Regions from separate parts of the Homo sapiens genome. Here regions 1, 3 and 4 are each linked to region 2. The links are chromatin contacts, found by Hi-C or POLR2A ChIA-PET in ENCODE. All regions are on one chromosome and are shown on one strand. The core of a region is the stretch at or near the end of the contact, and the rest is flanking DNA. Distances in the headings are between cores, read along the strand shown.

Region 1 (5,363 bases), core at 1,875-4,374, 780 kb before region 2:
CTCAGTTTTCTCATCTGTAAAATGGGGATAATAATGTCTATCTCACAGGGCGCTTGTGAAGAGTGAATGGTATAATGTATAGAAAGCACTCAGCAGAGAGCTTGGCACAGAGTTCTTAGTAATTGGGAGCTGCTAGCATTTTTCATTAGAAGTGTGGCTCACGCCTGTAATCCCAGCACTTTGGGAGGCCTAGACAGGTGGATCACAGGGTCAGGAGATCGAGACCATCTTGGCTAACACGGTGAAACCCGGTCTCTACTAAAAATACAAAAAATTAGCTGGGCGTGGTGGCAGGCGCCTGTAGTCCCAGCTACTCCGGAGGCTGAGGCAGGAGAATGGTGTGAACCCGGGAGGTGGAGTTTGCAGTGAGCCCAGATCGCGCCACTGCACTCCAGCCTGGGCGACAGAGCGAGACTCCATCTCAAAAAAAAAAAAAAAAAAAAAAGAAGTGTTGGTGGCAGAGGTAGTGGGAGTGGTAGTACATGCTTAACATCTAGAACCTTCTCTTCTGGTTAATTCCATTGGAACCTTTCTATAATATTTTCAATATTTTCAACTTCTTTTTTCTTTTAGTAAGTATGTCTTTCTCAAAGAATTAATTGTTTGGATGGTTGAAGATAACTTGGAAGACCTTAAGGTCGTGATTTCATGATTTGAAACAAATTGTCAAGAGCTATTTTAGAAGGAATATCTGAAAGTGTGCGTGCGTGTGTGTGTGTGCGTGTGTGTGTGTGTGTCTATGTGTGCGTGCATTCTAAGGTACATCCTGCAATTAAGCTTCCAGTTAAAAGTCCAGTTTTGAAAACCCTCTTGAACTTCTTTTTGAGTTCTCTTTCTTTTAATGGTTACAAATGTCCTTTCAGGGAAAGTTACTCTCAGCTCTCATTCTCCTCCTGGTGAAAAACATTCAGAGACCATTAGGCTGCATCTCAGTGAAAGGAAACTGCAGCATAGAACTTGATCTGAAAAGCCTGTGACACACCGTGTCGCTCCAAAGTAGAAGCCTCCTTGGTACTACAAGACTGTGGACTGGAGTGTGTTGCTGGAGTTTGACATGGGTTCAAATCTTGCCTTTGCCATTTATTAGCTTTGTGACCTTGGGCAAATTTCTAAATCTGAAAGACACACACACACACACACACACACACACACACACACACACACACACACATTTATATTTATTTAATTAATGCAGTATCTGGCATATTCAAGCAGGAGCTTGTAACAAATAAGTAACAACTGTAAGAAATAAGTATTTGTTGCATAAACAAAGCAATGGCCTGCAGGTACTCCTCCTTTGGTAAGCCATTGCTAAGCAACTCTTTGCTACTCTTCCTTTCAGCTGCTGGCTGAACCTGCAGCATCTTCTTGTGACTCCCCTCAATGGTAGCACACTTCTACTCTTTGAGGGTTGATCTGAGTTTCGGAAACAGCCAGCAGTAATTTGATAACGAGGCTGGTGTAAAACATCAGTCGATTAAAGATCATTTTAGATCAGAAATGATGCGTCCCTGTAAGGGAACTACTATATTGAGATGAACTCAAAACATTCTGCCTGGATTTCCAAGAAGAGCTGCAAATGCTCTCAAGCAGTCTTCCAAAGTGACAATTAAGAATGGGATGGAATTCATTTTGATGTCCAGCTCTGGTCTAAAAGTCAGTCACATTCCAGGTCTCACTCTGGCCCCTGTGCTCTGGAAAGAGAGGAGCAGTGAGATATGGCCATTGTTGATATGAAAAGCAGAAGGTGGAGGTCCCAGGCTGCTGAGTTAGCCCTCAGTTTGAATCCTGCGTCTGCTGTTTTTTAGCTCTAAGTCCTGAGGCCTCTAATATACATCTACTCTGCAATTACTTCTCTCTCTCTCTCTTTTTTTTTTAGATGGAGTTTCGCTCTTGTTGCCCATTCTGGAGTGCAGTGGTGCAATCTCGGCTCACTACAACCCCTGCCTCCCGGATTCAAGCGATTCTCTTGCCTCAGACTCCCAAGTAGCTGGGATTACAGGTGCCCGCCACCACTCCCGGCTGATTTTTGTATTTTTAGTAGAGATGGGGTTTCACCATGTTGGCCAGGCTGGTCTTGAACTCCTGACCTCGTGATCCGCCCTCCTCGGCCTCCCAAAGTGCTGGGATTACAGGCGTGAGCCACTGCGCCCGGCCCAATTACTTCTCTGTAATTTTTTTCCCCTGAGGATTGGTGGGGAAAAAAAATGCTTGGCACATAACACTCCATGTTAAGTTTCAGGATTATTTCTTCTTTTTACATTATTTTAGTTTTTTGTTCATATGTACTCAGGGCTCACACTTTGCTTGGCTCCGTAAGTCCTAGAGAAAAATGGTATGAGAAATGAATTCACATGAAGCATTAGTGCCTTAGTCTCTTACTGTTTTTACCTTTCCCGTGAATATTTGTGCTTACAAAATGGTGTCCAGAAAGGCAGTGCCTCAGCGAGATAAATATGTTTCTAATCTTAGCATCTTGGGCAGAGTGAGGCTGGCATCTGAGGTCAGGGAGGCCACAGGGCCACGCTACTGACCGCATTGGTAACAGACTCCATTAGGTTGACAGAAAGGTTAAGGTTCCTGGAATCTGTCTCTAAATTCTCCGTACCCCCTCATTAGGTTAGAAGCCAATGCCAATACAAGTAACCAATACCAAACCCTCTCTTGCTTACAGAGGCATTATTAAGTTGGGGGCACCCTAAGAACAATTCATTGCAAATAATTGTTGGCACATTTATTCTCATGGCACAACTTTCAAAAGCAAATTAATTATAAACTGGTTGCAATTTAATTCAGTTTGTCTGGATTATGTGTTTGCAAGGCCTAGAGTACATTTGGCACCGTTGCTGGCACATTTGGATTTTAATGTCTTTGACAAGCCACAGCTTCCTTGGCCTGGGTAAACGGCCTACTGCCATACTGTCATTTAACTAGATTGCGTCAGAGTGACTCTTTAGCTTCGCGGTGGGTCTTCAGTTTACAACCTCCACGCCACCCCATCAGCCGCACGGGCATAGATCTCAACATGTATCAGGAAACTGGAAGAAAGCTGTGAACAGAATACTCTGAGAAAATGATGGTTAATCGTGTAGAAAAGTTTAACTATTTGCATCAGCACAATATTACACAGGCACATACGACTTTCAGTTCCCTAAACCTGAGAAAAGGTTTAACAACATTGTGTGAAATCTGACATCTTGCTATTCATATAAATGTGAAAGGCAGATTGGGAAAAATACAGTAAAATCCCCGCTTTTGTGCAGAGAATGGTGCATATTTTTCCCCTAATTATGGAAGGTAGCCTTTTATTTCTTCTGAATTCATTCATTTCTGAGCCTGTGTTTTCAGCTTGCTTATGAAACTCAATTATAAAACCAGGGTTAAAAATTAAGTCAAGTCACAGGCTATACTCCTCTTTGATTCTGGGGCTCCTGAGAACTTCCAGCCCTCTGCCACTGGCTTGAAAAATCTCTACCCTTACAAATCTCTCAAGCTTTCATGCACCTCTCCTACACAGCAGATTAATTAAGGAAAAAGATGGAAAACTCCTGGCACCATTTTATCTTTCCAAACTGTGATTTGCCTCTTCCCCCTAAATCTTCCCTTCCCTCTCTTCTGCTCCTTTCTCAAAAAGAAAGTGTATGATTGTCAACTTTCTGAGTTCAAGACAGTGGAGGATTAAACTGGCCTTACTGAGATTTGAACTTGTGACTCAAGTCATTGGATTTTGTGAAAGAGGCCCAAACTCTCCGGACTGGACAGGTTACAGCTCCGGTTTCTGTCCCTCTGCTGCCTTTTCCTGGGTAGCATGATGATCTCTGGCATTTATCTATCTATGAGGCTTGCAAAATCGCGGCCTGTCATAATGGTAAATAAAATGTGTTAAAGTTAATATGAAGAAGAAAGGAGCAATTACAACTGCTTAAAACAGTCTTCAAATATACTTAAGCAGAGGTTTGCCACGTAAACACACAATTAAAGCAGGAATTTGTGATGGATGCAAGGGTTTGACGGTCCCAGACATACTGTTTACTGGTGTAGTTAGCAGATGGATAAGTCAACTGATCCCAGATGTGCAGCTTATAAATATAAACTCATGTCTTACTAGTGATGTATGTCTGCAAGTAGCAACAAATTACTTTCTATTTAACTCTTGACTGTTTACTAGGGGGAGCTTTGTAATGCTCACTTGCTTAAAAAAAAAAAAGGATTTTTAAACAAGTTTCCTCTTTTAAAAGTGGTAACCAAATATCTAAAAAAAAGGTACTTTGGTGCAGAAGTTGTTTTAAAGGACAGGTTTAAATAGGCTTACTTTTTTCTTTTAAGTTCAGATACCTAAGCCTTATGTCCCTAGCCGCAGTTTTCAGATATTTGCAGCTAATTAATTCTTAGGAAATCTAATCTGAATTGAATTAATTTTCCCTTTTAGGGCACACGAAGCAACTTTTAGGTAAGAAAAAAAATGAAAACAGCTTTTGTTGCACATAATTCTTGCAACTAATGAAAAGTAATATTGCTGTTCCCTTCAAATAATGCAATAACAAAACACCAAATGAGAGCATTGCATTGTATTGTTATATTTGCTGTTTAAATAATTTAGCTGCAAAAATCTGAGGGCTGCTTTAGCTGTAATTAATTATTCATTAATGACATGCTAATTGCACAATACCTTTGAATATTTAACAAAATGCAAAAACCAGGCTCTGAAGTTATGTTTTTAGTGCAAGGGGGAGAAGATTCTTTAGTCCATCACTGTACCAGGAGGACAAAAAAAAAGTCCTTTTTCAGATGCGAGGTAAAGTAGTAGTAGTGGCCTACTTTCCATTCACCATCTCAGTCACCCTTTGTGCCGTGGAATATAATGTCCTTATCTAGACTTAACAATTGACAGGGTGGTAAATCCCTTGACTTTTGTCCAAATGATTTCTCTACAAAAATGGGTTAATTATCGCCTTTCCCTAGCTTTTTGACTAACAAAAGGCCCTGGATCTCTTTTTTCCTTTCTTTCCTATTTACTGTAAGGAGCTCTTTGAAATGTGATAGTTTAATCGGCAACACCTTCTACAGGGGGAATACTGAGAGGCCGGCCTGGCCCTGCCTGGAGCTCAGGTTGCTCTGTGAACATTACCGTGGTTAGGAGATATGACCTTTATTATGCCAAAGCCATCCTGGACTTTCAGGATGAAAAACTCCTGAGTGCTCGGTAGTCGACTTCATTTGTTTCTGCTAATAAAAGCTGGCGGGTTTTTAACAGTGTCTTTTAGTGGGTGGGATGACTAAAGGGCACAGTGTTGAACTGGCTTAGCTGTGTTTCACTAATTCCCTGCAAGACAGCGAGTTTGCATCTTTCTGTGTCCTGTCTC
Region 2 (5,183 bases), core at 2,191-4,690:
GGCTCAGTTGCAGCAGGAGGATTAGAAATTCTGGGACCCACTCCACACTCTCAGAAAGTCCTAGTGGGAAGAAGGAGAACTTCCGACACTCAGAGAAATAAGGACAAACGCCTGGGAGGGTGACATTGGCTAATATTGCATGAAAAATGAACCACCCTTTTGTTGGGAAGTGTGGCCCAGAAGAGGAGGGGCTGCAAAAGGCATCGAAGGCACCAGGAATGGGGAGGGGGAAAAATAGACACAGTCCTTACAAGATTGGGGTTTTTTAAGAGGATGGAGGTGAGATGACTCGGCTGTCAGAAATGGCAAAGAGAATTAAGCCTGCCTGTAACTGCAGAGAGAGAAGGGAGGAAGGCAAATGCAGAAGAAGAAGGACATTGATTTAAAAATATTAAAAGACAGAGTTGGAAGGAATCTAAATAAAGCAAGTGCTTTACAGATGAGGGCAGTGGGATCCCAAGACAAGTCTCCGAAGTTCTAACAACAGCAAAGGAGTAATCCTATTGATGATGATGATAATGGCAACTGATATTTGCTTACTGTTATTTCCCGGACAAATCCGTCTTTTACTGCAGGTTTGCAAATGCCCATGTTTATTTCTAGTTCTGGGCTTCTAGGTCCTCCATAATAGTAAAAGCTCATGTTTATTGCAGGTGTGTGACAGCCACTGTTTAAATGCTTTACATGTCATATTGCACTTAGTCCTCCTCCCCCCACAGGAAAAAAAAAATCCAGGAGGTAAGCATTGTTATTATCTTGATTTTACAAGTGGGGAAACCAAGACCTACAGAGGTTGATAACTTGGCCGGCATCACAAGTAGCCAGAAGTCACAGCGGATCTATCTCCCCAGCTCACACTGAAAAACTATTTGTTGGATGAATAGGTGACTCTTAAACTGATGTATTCTTCGTACAATCCTGCTCCAGCGCTAGTCCCATCACTCTGATTTTCTGGGGGACACTCTGTCAAAAATCCCTCCAGACTTCTCTGTTTCTGGGGCAGAGTCTTTTGAGTCCCTGGGCCAGACCAGGGGTGAGGTAACTTGGTAAATGGCTGAATAGTAAATAGTTTAGGTTTTGCAGACCACATACCAGTTCTGCCATATACCTTTGTTTCTGTTTTTGGCTTATTTCAATCCTTTGAAAGTGTAAAAATCATTCTTAGCTTGAGAGCTCCCTCTTACTCCTGTTCTTGGTCTCAAAACCTTGGAGTCAAATTTCCCTCTCCTACCACCTACCCATCCAATCATAAAGTTCTTTGGATTTGGGGTGTCTCTCAAAATGCCCTTTAAATCTTTTTTAGCACCCATGTCCCCTAGTTCAGGACCCCATTCTCTCATGCATGCTCTGGTCACCAAAATGGTCTCCCTGCTCCCCAGAGAAGCCCATGTGTCACCACTGGATTTATTTTCCCAAACAATGCTTTGCACAGATAATTCTCATGATAAAATATCCTCAAATCTAAGCCCCTTAGTCTGCATTAAGGACCAGTCCCCCAGAACACACACACAGACACCCATACAGTTATATAGTCCTTAATGATCATACACAGAATCCTACTAACATTTAATATGCTAACATCACACTAACAGCAATAAGCATACTAACATTGAGTGAGCATTAATATGAGCTAGCCACTCTGATAGACACATGATCATCTCAGTTAAGCCTTACCAGACAGAACCCTATGAGACAGGTATGATTGCGACCCCATTTTACAGATGAGTTGCTGAGGCCCAGAGAGGTCTAGAGAGATGAAGTGACATGAGCTAGTTTATGCAGTGAATTGATAAAACGAGGAACTGAATGGTGGCCATCAGACTCCAGAGGCCGTTCCCTAAATCTCCACCCTCTATGGCCTTTAACCATGTCTCCCCCTCTGCCCTCTGAGAACCTCAACCACAGTCCCTCCGAGAAACATCCTCAAAGGGACCACATCTCAACTCTTGTCCTGGAAAAGATGTTGATGCCTGAACTTGGAGCACCATAAATGGAGCAGGCATGCCCCTCTGTCCAAACAGCAGACCCCATCAGATGTCCCCAGCACCAGGCTGCCAGCCAACAAGAGGGCAGCTCCGCACAGCTGCATTGCAAAGCAGCAGACCAGGGCGAGCTACTAACATGTGGATGCCGCCACTCCACAACTTGCTTAAAAGCCACACTGTGTTTCCTGGACAATGGCCGCAGGCCAAAACACACACATTCCAGTTTTTACGACTATAAGGTAAGCATTCTTTTAATGGCTCTTTCCCTGTTCCTTCACTCTCATTTGTGTTGTTTTCCTGGTTCCCTCTCCTGGATTTTTTCCTTTCTTAGCTCAGCTCTGCTCTCTGCCTCCCTTGTTTCCAGAGCCTCCTGCCTCAAAGCTTCCTTGTCTCTATCTCCTGCCTGGCTTTTCTGCAGCTTCCTTACTGTAGTAGTCTTCTCCTCCTTTCTGGGTTTTGGTCAGCTTTTCCCTAATTACTAGACTTCCCTTCCTCCTGTCTTCCTGTTTGCTTAAGGAAGCCTCCCTCCCCTCCCTTCACTTGTGTCTTCTTCCCACTTCTGCCAGCCTGCCGGCCTCTCTGCTTCCCAGTGGCCTCTCCCCATTGCCCTTTTCTTCCTTTCTGGACACCTGGTCATCCTTGCCCCACTCTCCCTTCCCCACACCCTTCATCTTTCACCTCTGTTCTTTGTCCCTTGTCTCCTCTCTCTGCTCCTCCCTCCCCTCCCTCATGGGTCCCCTCCTGGTTTCCATCCCCCCATCACCCCTCCCCTTATCTTTGTTTTCCTTCTTTCTGGCTGCTGATAGAGTGGGAGTAGTTGCAGGCTGTGTCCCTGATTTCACATGCAGACCAGGAGCCAGCCTGTCAGTCTAACAATAAAATTGCACGGAAACGGAGGTCTCAGTGCCTACATGCAGTTTGCCCCTAAATGGAGCTGAGCTAGAAGGTTTCAGAGCAAAGCCACCAAGAGTCCCAGGCATCTGGTTCTACAGGCAGGATAGAGAAAGGACTTACTGTTTCTTTTTCCCACTGATCTGGTGTAAGTCAAGGCCAAAGACCAGGGCTGAGACGTGTCATTTGTAGGTTGCAGCCTTGGGGTGGGACCTCCATGACCATCCCTGCCTCCTGACAATAATACACAAAACACACACGTGCGCACACACACACACATGCTCATTTTCTTATTCACTTTCCTTCAGAGCAAAGGCCCTGTAACTTTTCAGATGAAGTATACAAAACTCCCACACTGCAAAATAAAAGCTATAAAGAGAACAAGAGCCACTACCACAGAAGGAGATGTTGCTGCTGGGGAAAGGGCTGCCTCCATCCCCTCTACTCCCGCCCATCAATTCTTTTCAACTTTAGTTGTTCCCTGTTTCCTTGACTGAGCCCCCATTCAAGCTGAGCTGGTGCCTTTCCTTAGAGGACAGCGCCATCTAGCAGGTGAAATGCCAGACCCTTAGCTGAGAGGCGAGAAGAAAAACTTTCCCAGCTGCAGGCTCCCTGGTTCCCAGCTTCTCTTTTTAAGTCTCAGCCAGTCAAACCCCAACAGGTCTGAAAAAATGTGATTTAACCCTTTAGCCTTGTTGAAGATTTAAGTGTCTTCCAATCACCCCTATTTCTCCAGTGCCTGATTTTGTTTCCATCTGTGGCCTTAGTTCCTAGAAAAAGCTAGAACGTTCTAGGTGAGCCAACAGTCTGCGTCTGATGCTTGGGACTTAAGGTGACTTTTTTTTTTTTTTTTTTTTTTTTTTGAGACGGAGTCTCGCTTTGTCGCCCAGGCTGGAGTGCAGTGGCACCATCTCGGCTCACCACAAGCTCCGCCTCCCAGGTTCACGCCATTCTCCTGCCTCAGCCTCCCAAGTAGCTGGGACTACAGGCACCCGCCACACACATGGCTAAGTTTTTTGTATTTTTTTAGTACAGATGGGGTTTCACCGTGTTAGCCAGGATGGTCTCGATCTCCTGACCTTGTGATCCGCCCGCCTCAGCCTCCCAAAGTGCTGGGATTACAGGCGTGAGCCACCGCGCCCAGCCTTCAGGTGATTTTTTCCAAAGCAAAACAAAATAGAATTTCCCAAAGCAGTCTAGAGGATGGCTTAGGCTCCATCTGGAGTTAAGTGGCAATCTTTCTTTCTCTTTCCTTTTTCTATCACGGTTTCGTCTTTCCTTCTGTAAAGACCCTATCTCCAAATATGCCCGCATTCTGAGATAGTGGGGGTTTATGACTTCAACATCAACTTCTGGAAGAACACAATTCAGCCCATAACAGATGGCAGATGGTTTTCTTTTCTCTTGCAAACTCTGATCAGTTGGTGGTGGCTGCTCAGACCCCTTGCCAAAGAGAGTGAGAAGGATTCTAAGATCAAATCCATATGGGGCAGAAAAGAGTGCTGTGAATGACTGTCAATGTCTGCTACAGGCATGGGAGTATGGAGGGGCAGCGGGATGGTCCCATGCTTGCCCTTGCTGGAGTAGGGCATGTGCACAACATAGACCCTGCCTCTCAGGAGCAGGGAACATCTATCAGCACTATATATCTCAACATACCAAAAACATCCCAAGGCCACACTTCTGAAAGAAGGCCCAGGGCCATTGTGTAGTCCTCTCAAGCCCTTCATTTTACAGATGAGGAAAACTGAGGTCCAGAGAGCTTGTGTCTTGCCTATGATCCCTCAGCTCCTTTGTGGCAATACCAAGACTAGACCCTAACTTCATATCTCCTGACCTATTTGCTTTTTCCCAAGATCTCCAGTTGCTCCTGGTAACATCAAATGAAGACAGAAATTCTTGTATTGCCCATGCGAGATTCCCCAAGTCCCTCATCCTACAGACCCAAGAAGGAAGCATGTGAAGAGAGCGAAGCTAAACGTTGAAGGTCCTGGTTGGAGTTGGTGGTCAACTCCACTGTTGCTTGGATCACTAGGCATTAAAGGGTTCTGAGGCTGCATTTAGGCCTTTCCAGAGAGAACACTGTCATCCATTAGCAATGGCTGCCATTGCTATGGGCACAGGATTGGACAGTAGAAAGATGAATATTATATATTTGTCGGGTTAGGTCATCTCCGAAGTCCCTTCCAGTTCTAAGATTTTGCAATAAGAGCCTTGAGCAGGAATCAGGTTTCTTTCTTGAACTTAAATGAGAAAACTAGGTTAAGGGACATGCTGATGTTCTGGATGTCTGAATATATATGTGAC
Region 3 (5,150 bases), core at 1,615-4,114, 580 kb before region 2:
ATGGCTAGGGAGAAGACAGCCTAACCTGGGAGTCCAGGGAACTAGAGAAGTGGGGAGGGGATATGGCCAGGGGGCTCAGGGTAGGAAAGATTACTTTAAATGTGTGTTTTCTACTTTTTTCCTAATTACTGAGCTCCATCTTCTTAAAATTGGGCAATGGGCAGTCTTTATATGTGAAAAAAAAACAAAACAATAAACATTAGTTTATAAGAAATTATAAGAAAAACTCTACACCATCATCATCTATCCCCCTTTTAATTTTACTTCTCAGCCATAATATGTTCTACAATAGTCCAGGACCTTATACAAATGATGTCCCAAACTCATTGTTGTCATTGTCCCACTCTGTCCTCTTAATACCTTATCTCCCCGACCTCTCATGAGAGATTTGAGGTTACTTAGGGTGTTTTCATTTTCTTTATCATGCTATGGAAAAGCCTGAGCACTCAACTGAATTCAATTTTAAGTAAGAAAAATTCCTTGCAATTAAAATTGTTTGCATTGAATTGAGTAGAGTTTCCAATATTCATCCATTGTCATCTAAATACTTTTGTTTAGAGCAAAATAAGGTGCTTATTACAATGAGTCAAATATTTGGGGGTCTTTGTCAGGTCAGGATGGTGTTTTTGATCTGGTCAAAATGTAGTATTTGCTAATACTTTTTCTAACTAGAAAAAAATCCAATCTGATATCATAGATTTGGAATCAAGGCTGGTGAGTGGCATAGGTTGAGGAGGCTCTTTTGGAAAAGTTATTGACAGAATAAATAAATGAATGAATGAAGAATACTCCAGCCTGGATTTAAGAGTAAACCATATCACTTGCTTCCTTCTCAAGATGGCCTTGTGTGGATTCTTATGTTATTGAAGCTTTGGAGCATTTTGCTAGGAAATTCTTTCCTTCTATTGCAACATCGTGGCGATCAGGCTGCACTGTCAGTTGAGCACTGGGGACTGAGATGTTTGTGAATGCTGTGGTCAGTCAGGTCTGAGTTCAATGAAAAGTCATTGCCTGAGGGTTGCATAACTTGATTGCTACAGGTAGAGAATGGCCTTTCACCAACACCAAAGATTTATTGGCTTTTGGGTGGGAAAAGTCAGCTTTTATATTTCAAGAGAGTAAATCATCTCTTGTTAATTGTGAAGCCTTTAAAGGCTATTTAGGATGGTGAACTTCTGCTAGAGCTTCATGCAGTAATATGTAAAATATGTAGTTGACCAGAAGTTTACAGTTTTGACTAATAGAAGTATTAGTCAATGGGTAATACTTCAAGTTTGCCAAGTCCCAGCTTATAACTGGACCTTCATAAGCCAGCCTCATGTTCTAACAGTCAGAAGCACTCTAGACTTGCAACTTTAAACCCTAGTTAGAAAAAAAATTAGCAAATACTATATTTTAGCCAGAAAAAAAAAATCTAGGGCTACAACATTTTACCAGGGACTCATGTTAACATTTGGTCTACAACAACTTTGTTTATAGAATACTCATGCAGGTAAGTTTTGTGGTCGTCACAATCTGTCTGAAAGTAAACATTTTTGGAAGTAGAAATTTGAGAAAGCTATGGTGGTGCTATTTAGTAACATAGGCCATGGAGAATTTGGTCAATGAAGATCAACAACTTTGATGAAATAGTTTTTGCCTGAATAATGAATAATTTATTTTGCCTAACAGTCTACATTGCTAAAAAGGTGAAAGCAGTGGTCAATTTAATGAAGAAAAGTGCATTCACTCAAAGTTTTTGGCAGAAAGGAGAAAAAATATCTGGTTGATTGATTTCCTTATTTGCTTTCCAGCTGGTGGTTTTGGTGTGGTCGAGACACTTCATGGGGTTCCTGCCTTTAGTTATGCTAGTTGTAGCAGACCACTACCTTGAATCAAGAAAGCATGTTGGTCTAACTCTAAGATTATAGCCAGAACCCATCAGAGGGCTAGAATTTCTTTCCACTAAAAGTTCCTTTATAAATTCTTGTGTTTTGTTGTGTTTCTAGGTATATGTTTAAATGGTTTCAAAATTGATTGCTTTTAATAGTTCTTTTGTTGTTGCTGACAGTTGTGGAGAGAGTAAGATGGAGATACACAAAGCCTTTTCTTATTAACAGATTTCCTGTTATACATGTATTAAGATTGTCGGCTTCTACTCCGGTATCCTTTCCTTCTAGCTTGCTTCACCAGAGGGAGAAAGACTAGCTCAATTATATTATCCTGTTAGATTGCTTAAATCATGTTTAGATAAAAAAAAATTACTTTCTGCTTTCTTACTATAGTTCATGATTTCCATTTTGTAAGGCATCTTTTCTAAATTTTGTGCTTTATTATTTTTGCGGTGTTGAGCGAGCGAAAACAAACTCTAGTTCATAATTCACTTTAAAGAACATACCCTTTCTTTCTATTTTCTTGTTAAAACCAAATTGTGTGCAATTTGTAGGAAATTGAAACCACATTTTTCACTTAACTTTCCAAAATTAAAATTTATGGGGAAAAAGAAGCAATAAAACAGTTACAATCTGGTCATCTATAATTATCTGTGTGGTGTGAGCAGTTCCACATTTGAAAAATGTGACACGGATAACTTATCAAGATTTTACAACCGTGGGACATTTCACTTCTTATTTGCTGCATTGGAGCCAAGATCTCCACAAAATGCTGAAAGTTACCACTGTCAGTTTGAAAGTTACATGTGTGAAGAGGAGCTTTGAAATGTATAGAAAACAATGGACAGTATCTAAAAACAGTTGTTTTCCTCCCTCACTCAGTAACGAAATGTATTACAGTAAAAATTTGCCATTGTAGACTGTTCTTATTTCCAGTATTGTTCTTGATTTCAGTTACTTTAACATTCTCTTGTCACGCTCTACTGGGTAGGAGAAAACCACAGAACTAGTGAGATGAACCGTCTATTTCTGTTTATTGGTGCTGCCATTGCTGTCTTGGTATCTCCATTTCTAAAGCTTTCTGCATCTTTATAGATTTCCTAAGAAATGGATCCTTGAAGATATTCAAGTCCTAAGCTGTGCTTTTTTTTTTTTTTTTTTGGAATAAATACTTTTTCCCCTTTTAATCTTGCCATCTAATTGTTTCTAAGTTATAATAGTAAAAAGTTTTAGATTCTAAGAAATTTGATACTTCAATCCTAGTTCTTAATAGAGGGAAAGTTCATTTAACAATGGCTCCTTTGTGGAAATATAATCATATTTAGACAACTTGATGCAGCTGTGGTGAAGTCATTCATTTGTGTTTTCATTCAGTAAACTTTTATTGAGTATCTATTTAGTTTCACATCTTCTGTTAGAATCTAAATATAGAGTGGGGAACAAAACACTACAAATAGTACTGCACATAGTAATTATTCCCTTGAACCTTAGCATCATCAACATCATTCTAGATAAAAATGTATGGATGGACAGATCTTTGGCAGTATAAAAAAACCATCTAAAACCACTACAATCCTGAGTCTCGACTTAAGCTCAACTGAAATTGCACCCTTGCCTCAGCAACTTACAAATGCTCAAATGTTTTATAAATATTTTGGCCATGTCCATTTCTTTATTTGTAAGTTGATTCTGATCAATATTATCAGAATTTTAAAGATGTATTCATTTAATGGATAAGTACTTATTGTATAACGTAGTCTTCTAAGTGTTTTACAAATATTTAGCCCATTGAATCCCTGAACATCTCTATAGGGAAGGCACTTGACTGTCCTGATTCAACAGGTAAGGAGACTGAGACATAGATTAAGCATTTGCCAGAGTTACTCAAGTGGAGGAACCTGGCCAGACCGTCTGACTCCAGAATTCATCCTCTTAACTGTTCCACTGTACTCTTTCCTCAGTACTTTGGTATTTCTATAACTACGTATGTCTTTTAAAAGTGTGATGATCCCTGAGTGTATGACGCTTGGACACATCTGGTAGGATTCTGCAGACAGCTTACTCTGCCTGTAAGTGGAGAGGTTCCAAAGAGGCATCAGTAAAGGAGTCCCTGGCATGTGATGGCCCTCAGGTCATTATGAGCCAGGGGCAAACGCAACATGTGTCCTACCTTCCATTCATTCTAAGTTGTTCATTCGCCCGTCTCTCTAATACGTGCTTAGATATAAAAATAATATGTGCTAATTTAGAAAATTTAGAGAAAAACAGGATAGAATTTAAGGAGTTCAAATCATCCAATAGCCATCACCCAGAGTTGACCACTAAAAAGATTTTTGTATATTTCTTTCATATTTTTCTATACATAACAAATATATATGAACATTTTCTTCGTATTTGTGGTTATACTGTATATGTGTTTACACACACACAGTTTTATATCCTGTTTTTTTCACATAGCCTAATAAGCATTTTCCCACGCATTAAAATTTCTTCATAAACATGTTAATAGGCTGCATCATCTCCCACAGTGTGGATTTACTATATTTATTTATCCATTCACTATTGCTAGAAATTTAAGTTGTTTTATTTATACTCGTATAATGATACAATCTTTGCTCTTTTCTCTAACTTTGATGCTTTAAAAACCATAGTAATTTGTGGTAACTAAATGTTCTATCCCTTTATGAAGATTTTTTTTTAAATGCCCTAAATGATTTTTTTTTGCAAGTGGTAGATTTTTAAAAAAAACTTTTGAAATAATTTTTTCATATAATGCTTTTATTATTTGCACTATAAAATGATGCTATAAAATATAGAGTAGAAATAAAATATGCCCAAGTGTCCACATGAACTCACAATTAGTCTAGGAAATTATATCTAGCCGTAAAGTGAGAATATTAAAGCTCTTGTATCTATATTAATACAATCAGCCATACTTTTTAATGATAAGTATTTAATCTATCAGTCTCCTCTCTCTTTTTTATCACCCAGTTGCAAACTAGATTCATTTTGGATAATTACCTTTGGTACTAAATGTATATTATCTGCCCAGTTAGGAAATAGATCAGAGGGAATTCATAAATCAATAGTAATAAAGTAAACAGAGAGAATGGAATCTATTTCCTCTCTTATCATTTGTTTGAACCCATGCTACTAAAGACAGGGACCCTGTCTAATGGATGTCGGACAGAGGACCACAAGTAAACCCCACTGGGAACAGCTCTCCTTTAAGAATTGATCTGATATTTCAGGAAATATCTTATTGTTTGAATATTATAA
Region 4 (5,314 bases), core at 930-3,429, 740 kb before region 2:
ACTAGGATCGAGAAAGCAGACCACCAAAGGCTATTTCTGAAAACACTGATGGAAAATTCTCAGAAATCATTCAAGCCCACTGACGTGTGTTAAGTCAAGTGAAATGTCCCCCTGTGGAACGTCTTTTCCTCCACTTAGTTCAGCTTTAGAACCATGAAGCCCTGGTCTTAATCCTATTTCTGATGTGAGTTAATTTTCAATGCAAGTTTTAAAAAATTTAATTTCACTGATTACTTTGACATGCAATAGTAAAGTAATATAAAAGAATGCCACAAATGATTAAAGTAAAACTTAACAACATACGCATTTTAAAAATCCCAGAACTCTATTTTTGTTATGGGAAATATTAAGTTGCATAATGTGACCCAGCGGTACAGGATAATTGCTTAAGAAGCTGTATTGTACAGATATTTTGTATATTATATCCTCATGTGCAGTATTTCTGGTGATGAATTCCTCTGCAGAAAAAGGCCCTCTTGAATGGATGTTGATTATATCAGAATGTGCACCAAAAGTGATGCCAGGAATAGAAGGTGGTCCTGGATAGGCAGGCATCCTCTGGAAATGTTGAGGACAATATCTCAGGAATTGCCTTTGCGGTCAGCATCTATACTACCTGCAAGAATAACTACTAGAACCTTTTTCATGTGCTACATCTTTTTTTTTCTTGAGGCTGATAGAGAGTAGGAAGGACAGGAATACAAGTGATGTATAAAACATGGCACAGAGCTAATGAGGTGGAATTAGGCATAGTGGAGGGAACTAACCTCTCTGAGCCCCATTTATTATATCTGCAAAGTGGAGCTAACATTTGCCCTATCTTCTTCATGGAGTTGTTGTGAAGATCCTCTGAGACCCATCTGTTTTCCAAATTCTCCTGTTCGTCAGAATCGCCTGAGAGTAGTTAAAATACACATCTCCAGGCCCTTGTACCAAGGGATTCTAGTTCAGTAGGCCTGGGGTGAGGCTTGAGAATCTGTATTCTTAAATATTCTCAGGTGATTTTTATGATCCAGCAAATTTAGAAGGGACGGGTACACCGTATGTTAAGTGCTCTCCAAGATACAGTACTCTTAGGAATTAAGAGGCTTGCACAAGAAGTAATTAGAAAGTAGTTCAAGACTGCACCTATGCATATCACTCCATTTTAAATTGGGCAAAGCTCTGGATTATAGGAATTCTAAGCATCCACTACATTCTGGAACTTGAACTTTGGTGGGTAAGTCCCTGGGATCCGTAGGTGAAACTAATGGCTATGTGAAATTTGCAATGTTTGTGCAGAAATGGGAATCTTTGTGTCCACCAGGAGGATCCATGAGGAAGGGCCCTTACTCTCCTAAGACATGTGCAGCCCACACTACTTAGATGAGCCCTGAGTCAATAGCAGGTGCTTATCAACCAAATATCTAGGTCATTCTGTGAATGTTCTTTATAGTTAAATAGACTCTGGAGGTGAAACTGTCATTACTCACCCACTAAAGAAATGAACTTGGAGAAATGGAAGAGAGAGCAGTTTCTTGTCTGTGAAAGCACATGGAAATGGTGATAGAGATCAGGTATGGCTGTATTTATGAATCATTATTGATGCAGAACCACTTCATACCATGTCAGAGAAGAATAAATTGGATAACAATGGGATGACAGCATCATCTAATCTAATGTTAGTGTGACTTAATAGTTACATTTTAGCTGCCAAGTAGGGCATGTGGAGTGGGTGCTGAGATTCTCAGCTCACAGTGGTTCTAGCCAAGGATCATAACAGGAGTGGTGGGTATACTCTCCTACTCAAGGAATCCCATTCCAGGGCAAGGTGAAATGGGGTGAGTAAGGCTTTTAAGAGATGATGATTATTATGTTATGATTTGTTCCTACTGTATGCTGTCGTAGCAGAAAATGCCCTGTTGTCTGTTTGCAGTGGTAATGGATTATAGCTTGGCTTTAGATGAGATGGAAAAGAAAAATGGGTCTTCATTTCTTCCCCTCTCCACCCTGAGGATGATAGATGATTAAAAACAAAACAAAACTAAAAAAAAACCCCTCTATCCTCATGAGACATTTTTTGTTAATTGTCTCTTTGTAGCTAGTGTAGCTAGCTGTAACCAGCCAGGCTGGTTAGTGATAGAAGTAAACAGTCATGTCTCTGACCTCTGAGGGCTGACAGCTGTAGTTAGTGATACTGAGTTAGTCATAAAGCTCACAGAGGTAAATGAGCAAGCCTTGAATGTTGAAAGAGTACGCTGAAGAAGGTCTAAGCATTTTGTACAAAATGGGTGTTACATTTAGTTTTAGTATTCAGCGATTTCATGAAAGGAAGGAGATTTGCAGAGGTTCCCTGTTCAGATAGGCGACTCGTTGAGGGAAGTTTTCTAGTAGCTGCTGCAATTTCAGAAGTGTGTTCCATGACTGAAGAGATAGAAAGGAGACTATGGTACATGGGGAAGGAAATTCTCTCTGCTGGGCTCTCGGTACTCTCCCCTGACTGCCTTGCTCCCCTGCAAGGCATACACACACTGCTTTAAAATATAGGGGATTTATTTTTCTTGTGAATGTGAAACACTGAATCAGCAGGTGCTAATTGGAAATAGAGTTTTGTGGACTACTCAAGGACAGCAGTGTTTCCCTTTGGGGCCACAAACTGGACTTTATAATTTCCTATTGAATCACTGCAACAGGCTTCAGCCAGCCTTTGTTTAAGGGGTGTCCTAATACTTTCCAAGATCCTGCACCAATTATTGTGTACATCTGGAGAAGACAGGGCTCACAATCTCCAGGTTTTTCCATAAACCATAAAACCTATTTGTTCTGAGAAATACTTAAAGATTGGGGAAAAAATTACTAGGTATTTCTGAGATTAGTCTGAGGGCATACATCAATTAATTTTTTATTGAGCAAAGAAAATCACATCTACATAAAATATGTAGTTTAAAAAAATCATCTTTGCTACAGAGATTCAACATACTGGTTCTTTAGTATAGGATCTAATTTCACCAAAGTAATTGAATCTCACAGTTCTCTGAAACATTTTCAAAGATAGAGGTGTGTTTAGGATTTAATGGTGACCCACCTTCTTCAGCATATCCATATGCTGGTTTACTTCCACGAATTTCTAAGTACCATTAATGGAAATTGAATGTGCCTTTCTCTAAGGGAAATATTAACAGAAAGTTATGCTTTTGTGAGAAGGGCATTTTAATAATTTGATTCTGGTACCATCTTTTTCATCCTTGGAAGAACCACAGCTTGGTGGGTGGCCACCCTGTTTCTGATAGGAACAGTGAGTTTCCATTTTACAGATTGGGACACTGAGGACCAGAGGACAAATAAATCATTTTTGGCTAGCATTGGAGTCAGTAACAAAAATGTCAGACAAATTCCATAGCTCAATGAGGATGACAATGTCTCTTCATTTCAAATGTATGCAGTTGGGAAATTAGGAAATAATACATCTGATTGTATTAAAAATGCTAAAATCTGCTCTTCTAGTTCCAGCTCTGTTCTTTCCCCTGCATTTTTTTTTTTTTTTTTTTTTTTTTTTTTTATAGACAGAGTCTCGTTCTGTCACCAGGCTGGAGTGCAGTGGTGCAATCTCGGCTCACTGCAACCTCTGCTTCCCTGGTTCAACCTCTGCCTCCCTGGTTCGAGTGATTCTCCTGCCTCAGCCTCCTGAATAGCTGGGATTAAAGGCCTGTGCCACCACGTCCAGCTAATTTTTGTATGTTTAGTAGAGACAGGGTTTTACTATGTTGGCCAGGATGGTCTCGATCTCCTGACCTTGTGATCCTCCCGCCTCGGCCTCCCAAAGTGCTGGGATTACAGGTGTCAGCCACCGCACCCGGCCTCCCCTCCTTCTTGACCTGATCTGTAACTGTAAGAACTCTCATAATGGCCAGTGCCCCTGTCTTGGAGAGTGTTCTGTTAGAAGAGGGGTAAATTCTTCCTGAGCCAACCAATGATCAGTCATGCCTGGCAGCATGAGTTTTGATTCCCCTTAATTAAGTATGTATAACTTCAAATGATCCTAATGGTGACACAATTATCTGGTCCTCTTTAATATGCGACCAGGGTTCTTGGTCCTCTAGTTAACATGGGTTATTTTTAAACATAAGCCCTTATTGTTTGGCATTTGTTTCTGTGTCTTCTAAACCAAACCAAACCAAACCAGCCAAACAGAACCCCTCTCCAAAAAACCCCCACCAAAATCCAAACAGACAAACCAACAAAAACCACCAGCACCACCATCCTAACCTGAGTATATGTTGCCGTTCCACCAGAGAAGGAATGCAAACACTCAGTGCAGTTTGTAACACCTTCGTGCATTTCACATCTCACATTTCTGTTCTTTCTTTCTTTTTCTTTCTGTTTTCTTTTTTTTTTTTCTGCTGCCCATGAGTTTCATTTTCCCATGTGCCGTTATATTAATGTTTTTCCCTGCTGGCTTCCCAGCCCGGGGGTCACAGCTTGTGTTTCACAACACAAGACACCCAACCATAAATCTCCTTTAAATAATACAGACGGCAGGAGGGGCACTGTTGAGAGCCAGTCGGTCTGAACAAAGTGGCATTGATGCATGGCAAGCGGAGCAGCTTGACCACAGCCCGGCTGGACAGGTAGAGTGTGGAGCAGCCTTTATTCAAGGGGAGGAAGGCATGTGCTCTGCATGGCTCCAAAGAGCCAACCCGTCCTGGTTCTCAGTATGAGTTGGCTGCCAATCACCGAGGTTTCCAGAGAATAATCACGCCACCTCTTCCTGGCTCCAGTTGGAACACCCAATTAACATAATTTGTGTTTGGAGGTGCAAACGCATCTCCTCCATTATAAATCTACATTTCTTGAGGCCTCTTGGCCATATTTAAAATGAGGTTGGGAACTGTCAGGGTGGAAGTAACAATACACACTTGATCAGAATACATGATGCATTGTGACGAGGCTGTTTCCTTATTCTAAAACCTAGAGTGGTTAATTTAAGGGGCCTGGAAAAAAAGCTTGATTGGAGTTAATGGGAGCCTTGCTTGCAAAGGAGCTTGCTAAGATGGGAAAGGAAAAAGATGAGGGTTTACCTAGGGATTTGTTAGCACAAACAAAAATTATAACAACTTATTGACACCCCTCAGCCAAGATATCATGTTAAGTTAATTTATCTGTGGCAATACCTTTTGTGAACAAAGATATGTGCAAATCTATGTAGACATACATAGAGATGATGTGGACAAGGTATACAAAGATATTTAGTTTGTGCACAAAGATAAAAAATGCATGTATGGGTGTGTACACCCTCCCCAACAGTTTGGGAAATAATTGTCAAGCACAGCAGGTA

The links. Hi-C counts contacts between places; a loop is a spot of excess contacts on that map. ChIA-PET counts read pairs that join two places held with the same protein, here RNA polymerase II (POLR2A). Pooled maps may share reads with other maps.
Region 1: a map of OCI-LY7 shows a loop between it and region 2 (5-fold over the local background). The contact joins two enhancer-like sites. A Hi-C loop is called at or near these places in 1 of 168 maps with a recorded cell type or tissue (OCI-LY7), 2 of 37 single-sample maps with no recorded cell type and 4 of 50 pooled maps.
Region 3: a pooled map shows a loop between it and region 2 (4-fold over the local background). The contact joins two enhancer-like sites. A Hi-C loop is called at or near these places in 1 of 37 single-sample maps with no recorded cell type and 9 of 50 pooled maps.
Region 4: a map with no recorded cell type shows a loop between it and region 2 (2.9-fold over the local background). The contact joins two enhancer-like sites. A Hi-C loop is called at or near these places in 2 of 37 single-sample maps with no recorded cell type and 3 of 50 pooled maps. POLR2A ChIA-PET finds 5 or more read pairs at or near these places in 1 of 52 experiments (activated B cell).

Annotation. Positions count from the first base shown.
Region 1 is chr5:158,951,837-158,957,199 of GRCh38, reverse strand. All of the region lies in intron 6 of EBF1 (EBF transcription factor 1), which reads left to right. Among named protein-coding and RNA genes, the nearest start is that of EBF1, 150 kb to the left of the region's middle. RefSeq lists enhancers at 2,844-2,973, 4,646-5,303. Within about 2 kb of position 3,124, at least 5 of the 41 ENCODE cell types and tissues checked have a DNase peak (open chromatin) inside an H3K27ac peak, as active enhancers do; they include OCI-LY7, where a contact is called at or near this core.
Region 2 is chr5:158,173,353-158,178,535 of GRCh38, reverse strand. No RefSeq gene overlaps it. Among named protein-coding and RNA genes, the nearest start is that of LINC02227, 230 kb to the left of the region's middle. Within about 2 kb of position 3,440, at least 6 of the 41 ENCODE cell types and tissues checked have a DNase peak (open chromatin) inside an H3K27ac peak, as active enhancers do; they include OCI-LY7, where a contact is called at or near this core.
Region 3 is chr5:158,750,210-158,755,359 of GRCh38, reverse strand. The region is part of intron 10 of EBF1 (EBF transcription factor 1); the gene reads left to right. Among named protein-coding and RNA genes, the nearest start is that of LINC02227, 340 kb to the right of the region's middle. RefSeq lists a silencer at 2,794-2,913. Within about 2 kb of position 2,864, at least 2 of the 41 ENCODE cell types and tissues checked have a DNase peak (open chromatin) inside an H3K27ac peak, as active enhancers do.
Region 4 is chr5:158,908,181-158,913,494 of GRCh38, reverse strand. All of the region lies in intron 6 of EBF1 (EBF transcription factor 1), which reads left to right. Among named protein-coding and RNA genes, the nearest start is that of EBF1, 190 kb to the left of the region's middle. Within about 2 kb of position 2,179, at least 2 of the 41 ENCODE cell types and tissues checked have a DNase peak (open chromatin) inside an H3K27ac peak, as active enhancers do.